2 separate regions of the Homo sapiens genome follow, and region 2 is linked to region 1. The links are chromatin contacts, found by Hi-C or POLR2A ChIA-PET in ENCODE. All regions are on one chromosome and are shown on one strand. The core of a region is the stretch at or near the end of the contact, and the rest is flanking DNA. Distances in the headings are between cores, read along the strand shown. Region 1 has its middle 33 kb from the start of LIMCH1. Region 2 overlaps LIMCH1 (LIM and calponin homology domains 1).

Evidence for each region. Hi-C counts contacts between places; a loop is a spot of excess contacts on that map. ChIA-PET counts read pairs that join two places held with the same protein, here RNA polymerase II (POLR2A). Pooled maps may share reads with other maps.
Region 2: a loop to region 1 is called in a pooled map, with 2.4 times the contacts of the local background. The contact joins two enhancer-like sites. A Hi-C loop is called at or near these places in 1 of 168 maps with a recorded cell type or tissue (endothelial cell of umbilical vein), 1 of 37 single-sample maps with no recorded cell type and 1 of 50 pooled maps. POLR2A ChIA-PET finds 5 or more read pairs at or near these places in 1 of 52 experiments (PC-9).

Annotation. Positions count from the first base shown.
Region 1 is chr4:41,503,746-41,507,290 of GRCh38, reverse strand. It overlaps a transcript of LIMCH1 not described here. Among named protein-coding and RNA genes, the nearest start is that of LIMCH1, 33 kb to the left of the region's middle. Within about 2 kb of position 1,955, at least 7 of the 41 ENCODE cell types and tissues checked have a DNase peak (open chromatin) inside an H3K27ac peak, as active enhancers do.
Region 2 is chr4:41,568,542-41,572,086 of GRCh38, reverse strand. The region is part of intron 1 of LIMCH1 (LIM and calponin homology domains 1); the gene reads right to left. It overlaps LOC105374423 (a long non-coding RNA gene), which reads left to right. Exons shown (of 4, transcript XR_001741667.2): 1 at 1-3,545. Among named protein-coding and RNA genes, the nearest start is that of LIMCH1, 32 kb to the right of the region's middle. Within about 2 kb of position 1,991, at least 6 of the 41 ENCODE cell types and tissues checked have a DNase peak (open chromatin) inside an H3K27ac peak, as active enhancers do.

The DNA of each region.
Region 1 (3,545 bases), core at 706-3,205:
CAAAGCCTCCATAAAAATCCCGGTTTCAATCCCTCTGTTTCAAGAGTCTGAAGATATACTGGGTTGCTGGGCGTGTGGAGGTGCTGGGAGGATGGACCAACAAGAAAGGGATGAAAACCCTATTCCCTTGGCCCCACGCCTTCCCCTCTGCATCTTCCATTTGGCTGTTCATGTGTACCCTTTATCAGATCCTTTAGAATAAATCCATAAATACACGGATGTACCCCGGAGTTCTGTGAGCCATTCTGATAAATATTCAAACCCAAGAAGGAGGCCATGAGAGCCTCCAATTTGTAGCCAAGTGGACAGAAGTTGTGGATCACCTGAGGACCTGTTATTTGCAACTGGCATCTAAATGAGGGGTGGGGGCAGTCTTGTGGGACTGAGCCCTTAACCTGTGTAGTCTGTATTATCTCCAGTTAGTGTCGAGATTAAGTTAAACTTTAAGATAACCAGCTGGTATTGGAGAATTGGTCATTATGAGGGATAAAAACCACACATTTTTGTGACCAGAGTGTTATGAAAGTATAAAGAAAGAAAAAACTACTTGTTTTTCTCTATAAAGATGATTTTCCCTTTCCCTCAACCTATTCTTAATAGTCAATTAATATTATATCTCCCCAATTAACTGTCTCCCAAGTCATAACAGTATCCTCATTTAACCTCTTATTAAATCTTGGAGATTAAATCTTTGTTGGTTTTACATTTACTCGTACACTGGTTTACACTGTAACTTAACTGCTCTGTGTGTGTGGGTCCAGTCCCCAAGCACATCATAAAACTTTTGAAGATCATGTCTTACATTCTGTTTTTATGCCTCTTGGTGCCTAATTTGGTGCTATGCAGCACATGGTCGATAGCCAACAATTCCTCCATGTGATAAAATGTCTCCACACAAAGTTACACCATCAACCCTCAACCTGTCCTACAAGACTAGGACACATCCGTGACACACCACATCTCATGCTGAAATCATGACAAGAATCTAAGGCCAGACCTCCTTCTGACAAGCAGCTCATTTATCAGTGATGATAGAATAAGTGTTTGCCAACAGATTTCTTATCTTTGGAAAATCATTTCAGCAACACAGGAACTGAGACAAAAATCCACTAAGACATTCTTTATTGGTCACTTATTTGTAGATTAACATACTCACACTTTCATTTCATGACAATACGTTTGCAAAACAAAACTTTTAAGTTCAGTTCTATGACTCCTAGGAAGATGGAATTTGTAATAGAGAATCTTACACTTGAAGAAAGCAAATACATCCATCCTTTGGTCTCCCAGTCTTTAGGGATGGGTCTGTTGTTTATACAAAGTGTGTGTGTGTGTGTGTGTGTGTGTGTGTGTGTGTGTGTGTGTCAGAAACACAGAGAGAGAGAATAATACTGACTAAGACTGGGAGAAAGTTAAAGGCAGTCATTGATGATCAGGTGGCCTAGGTAGAAATCTTATAACTTGGTCTCAATCTATTCACCAAGTGTTTCTATAGATGGATTATTTGCTACACCAGTGTCCAATGAGTGAAATACAAAGACAAAGGGTCTTCAAGAAAGCTCTCAATCCGGTACAAAGATGGGACAAAGAGGTAGAGCTCTATAATAGCACTAAAGTGGAGTTGTGTATGGGTACTTAGCAGCCAGACAAGAACCTATTAACACTGCCTAGAAGGTTCTGGAACAGCTTCCCAGAGAAGAAAACCACAACAGACTGGATGGATGGGAGAAAATGACATCACCACAGAGGTCAGGGTTATTGTTTTCAAAACAATCACTCTAGTCCCCAAGCTCTGCCAGCCAAAGTTCATTATTCACACATGATCAAGTTTGTAAGGGACCCAAATTTTCTTGCCCAGTTTTTGATCACAAGCTAGATGAGAGAAGCTAGAAAGTATAATCCAAATGCCTTCATCCCGTGGCTTGCTGGCAGCCCAAGGGAGCGAGCCACTGGGTGCACAGTGACACAGAGTTGCAATGACTATGTCATATTCATAATTGACTTTTGGACTATTTCCAAAAACAATAATAAGAACAGCCAGTGGTACAGGGTGCCAAGCAAGTGCCAGATGCTATGCTGAGTGCTTGACTGTATTCTCTCACTGGAATCTCCTAGAAACCTCAAGAAGTAGTAATTTCTCTGTTACATAGACGAACGGGGGAAAGTTAACATTTAAGTGCCTGCTATGTTCCAAACACTGAACAAAGAATTTTATACATATTTTCAATTCATTTTATCCTCAGAACAATCCTATATGGATTTTTACAATTATGATCTGTTTTTATAGATAAAAGTAAACTGGGGGACTCAAAGAGGTTAGGTTACTAGCCTAAGGATACACAGGAGGCAAATCTAGGATCTGCTCCATCTACTAGGTTGAACCCTAGGAAATCACATTATCTGACTATTTTTTGGTCTATTGACACAATTTCATAGGATTTAATGAAGGAATTCCAAAATCCATTCACTTTCCACTATACTCTCTCATAAAAGGGTTTGAACTGGCTTTTGTTAAATATATGTCCTTAGATAGTAACAAAAATGGAAGAAAGGAGTGGGGAAAATGATAAGCAAACCAGAGAATAAGGGAGAGCATATCAGTAAGAATCAAGGTAAGAAAATAAACACAGTCATACACTCACTGAAACTTGGCTTTGCATTTCTCTATGCGCAAGCTACAAATAGCCATGAAGAGTATCTGCATACTGCCATTGCCAGGGAGCATTTGGGAATCTGAAGGTGAGTATGGGGTTGCTCCCACGAGTGGGAAGCACCACTGGCTTGAAGTGAGCAGGGCAGAGGAGGTGAATTATCTGCAATGAGTGGAACTGCTCAGATGCAAAAAGGAATTGTTCTGATGACATCAATAGCATCCCTGTGGAGACACAGGAGCTCATCAATTTCAAAACCTACCTAGGATGTTTGAACAGCTCCACAGGGATCCCATTGACTGGGGCTCCCCTAGACCTCCTGGAAGAAATGGTTAAAGAAACACTAGGAAACTCAGAATGAAGAGATATCAGGACTAATGCCAGGGAAGCAAACATTAACCCCAACCCCTGGAAAGAAAGGTCTGAAGTATGCAGAGACAGACCCTGAGGTTGGACAGAGCTGAAAATGGAGGGGCCTTATTCTAGGAGACAGCAAATGGTTGTGAGGAGAAACTGAACTGGATAGCTCCAAGGTCTCCTGTCCACTCTCAGAGAATTGGTGCCAAGTTATTCAGTAGGGGGTACTATAAATTAAAAGGAGAAAGTACAGACTACTCAGAGGATCACCTGTCTAAGATTTGCTCAAAGAGCTGTCATTGGGAGAGAGGTCTCTCTCGCAACTCCAAGTGCTCGGAGGCAGAAGAGTTGGGAAACGTGGCAGCCACATCAGAAAAATGGCAGCTCCTGGAAGCATCAGCCCAAACCCCTAGAGAGGGAGGTAAAAAGGCTGGGAGGAAGCTCAGAGCAAGGGCAGTTATCACTTGAGGGCTGAGGGAACCGACTGGTAGAGGACAAAGCCTGCTTCTCAGGAGAGAGGCTTTTCTCCGGCAACAC
Region 2 (3,545 bases), core at 742-3,241, 65 kb before region 1:
CCATTTGCTCCCACCCCTATCAACAAACCAACCAATAATTATTTCTTAGAACTGCTCCTTTCATGTTTCATTCACGCTTAGGTAGAAATCATTGGAGATTAAAATATCCCCAGTCTCAAATATATTTCCAGTTTACTATAAATGAAAGGCTGCTTGCTATAAGGCACCCCTCAAGGAATTTCAGGCTCTGGTAAATACCTAATAAGAATAAAGGTTTCTGAGGTGGCAATGGTTTTCGACATCCTTGACATCAAACCCTATAAAAGCCATCTACTTCCCCTTCCTTTGAGGCCAGGCACCACACCACTCTGGAGACCCACTTTGAATCTTGTCATTACCTGCAGTGATACTGTAGATAATCCAGTATCATATTCCATGGCCGAACACATTATCCATCAGGCTCTTGCTCACCCTCAAAATGCACTAGTTCTTGGACCTCACACCAAACTTTTAACCTGTTGATCACCCAGTGGAACATGTTGGCTCCCTTATAAATTCATTGTTTCCAAATTCAGCTGAGTCCTCACTGAGGCCATAATTTTATCCCATTCCCCTCAACAACAAATCCAACCTCCTGCTTCTCTCTTCATATTCTCTCTGTGACACCCCTCCCACTTACTCTCAGACATCCTTGCCTGCTGCTGCCCTGAGAAAGTCAAGGCCTCCAGAAACGGCACTGTCAATACTCCATTCCTTTTTTATACACTCCTGTGTTCCGTCTCCTTTCCCCTGCTCCGAGGACAAAAGAAGTCTCTCCTTCCTTGTCAAAGTCATCCCTTCCTAACTTCCAAGACTTCACACTTATTTTCCCCTCTCTTCTCTGTCTCTGTCTTCATCTTTTTCTCACCAGTCTTCTCCTTGTCCTATAAACAAGACAAAAAACATTTCTACCCTAACGAACAGTCCTCCAAGGACTGTGTGGCTCCCTGAGCCACACATTCTCTCCTCTTCTTTCTCAGCTCTCCTGCCCACAAGAGTTGATCATAATCACAGTCTTTATTTCTCTCCTCCTGTTTGATCCCCCTCACAATCTGACTTCAATTCTCACCATCTGGTACAAATCCTCTTACGGTCAACAATCATTCCTTACTTGCTAATCCAAGGGACACTTTTCAGTTCTTGCAATGTGCTAAATCTCTACCTGCATTTGACACAGTTCATTACCTCCTATTTCTGCACTCTCCTTCAAATGGATGCTAGAATGCTCCACTTTCCACTGTTTCTCTGTTTCTTTTTCTCAGTCCTCTTCCTGAGTCCCTTTTTCTCCCCCAATCCTTAAACGACAGTTTCTCCAAGTCACACCCCATGGCCAATAACTCTCATCAGTCTATTTTTGTTGGGCGGTGCCATTCATCCTTCTGTCTTTAACCTTTGCCTAAATGTTATTGATTCTTGAATCCCTCTTGTCCGCCCAGAGCTACCTACTAAACATTTCTTTGCCACAAAATGTTCGGAGCAGGGCCACTGTTACAGATGGTGGAAATTATAATTTCCTCCTTTCCTCAAGTGCACAGGTCCAAACCAGGATTCATTCTTCCTCAAAATTAACACCTCTGCCTTAGCATAAGCATGCAAACCAAAATCAATACAGGCTAGTGTCTACTCCACTGCAACGCTAATGCAAAACATATCACTGAAGGAAAAGAGGGCTGATAGAACAAAAGCAAGGCTTAAACTTCAGATTCAAAGGCTCCTGTTGAAACCAGAGAGTCCCTACAGCAATTAAGTGGAAGTGAGGCCACATGTTTTGAAAGTATTTCTTTAACCCCTTGGAAAGCAAAGTTTTGTTAGTGCTATAAGCAGAATGCCTCAGGTCAGAGCTTCGCTGTAAGACTACTGGTTAAAGCACAGAATGGCCACAGAATTATGCGTGCCAGGCAGGCTTACTATTTTCAGCAGTCAAGCTGATGCAGCATATCTAATGTTTTGTGGAGGTCACAGAGTACATTGCCAAGGATACCGTTCTGTGTTACTGAGACACATGGTGACACTCATACCTAATATCCCACGCTGGGACCTGCTGTCCACCAACCATTCTGCAAACATGTGGTTCATGCTGGGCAGACCCTCAGCTGTGTCCTCAGCAATGATGCTATAAATGGCTGTCATTTAGTCTTATCTATTTACTCATGAAAGAGAAATTCAGTCACAATGGCCAGAGAAATGCAAAATAGATTAAATAGCATAGGAACTTTAAAGCATAAATCCTTTCCTGATGATGACGAGGAACAGAATTTTAATCAACAGGTTATTTTTCAGTGAACTAAAGTGAATTTGATGCACAGCTAATATTGAGAATCTGCTTTTAGTGGCATTTTTGGAGTCCTTATTATGTTTCATTATCTTTGAAACCCACTTCAATATTGAATATGGTCCTTGACTTGACTACTTTGACAATGCATCTCCAGTAATCCGAGTACATACAATATATTTACTATAGTATTTGGAAACCACAGGTACTATATAGCTAATGTGTTCAGCCAGATTTAAAACAGGTCCTAGATTTCAGCTGTGCCTCATCTCCTAATTGACTGTTGAGGGCCGACCCTCCTATTCTTTTACTTCGCGTTTCCAAGTAGAGGAAGCTCCCTTAGCATAACCCCTGGGCATTTTTCTGCCCTCTTGCTCATGGGGTATCTGAGTGATGAAGGAACTGAGCATGTTTAGCCAAGCCTCTTCCTCCAACTTCGGGCAAAATGTGCACTTTCTCTTCCACTCCATACTACAGGTTTTACGGGAGCTGCCCCTACAGGAGAGAACTGCATGGTGGGCTCTTCCTGGTGGCTGAGTGGGTAAGTCTGGCTTCGTTCAGGCTAAAAGGGCAGCAGGCACCCTTGCCACAGACCGAAGTCTTCAATTGAGCTCTTCTCATTAAGAAAGCGAGCATTTTGATCTCTAACTCCTGCATCTCTCAAGTGGGGTAACAGGTCACGCAGCATTATTTATCATGAGAAACAAAACCAATTATTAAACAATATCTATGCTGGTTCGGGTGTAGGCATTTACACAGTCAATTCTTATCAGTTTCCCTCAGTTGGTAATTTCTATTTAGTACAATGTTAAGAAGCACTAAATTGTTTTTTTTAATTATATGAGACATTTCTTGATTACATTCTGTGCATATTTTCATTACACCATATGTAGAAGATCAAGAGAATGACAGACTAAAAACACAAAGAGAAAAAAAGAGAAGAAAAAATGTAATAAGACTGCCAATGCACAAAGATGGGCCACATAACCTGAATAGAGAGGTAAATAACATGTCTAGAAATTTGAGAGAAAACTTTTAAATGTTTATCTCTGCAATCAATTTCAAAGTCAAGCAATCTTTCAATGGTTATTTACTATTCATAGTAACTGCCAATACCTCGACCTATAGCCTCGCCTTATTTTATGACAAAGGAGACAATTTACATTTGAGTATATCCTCCAATATCCACAGACATTTCATCAACATTTTGGCCTATTTTAGCAGCATCATATTTTTCTCATTCAGTCTTTCTGAAGGATAGCCAGAAGAAATCATCCATTTTAGAGTATTTTTC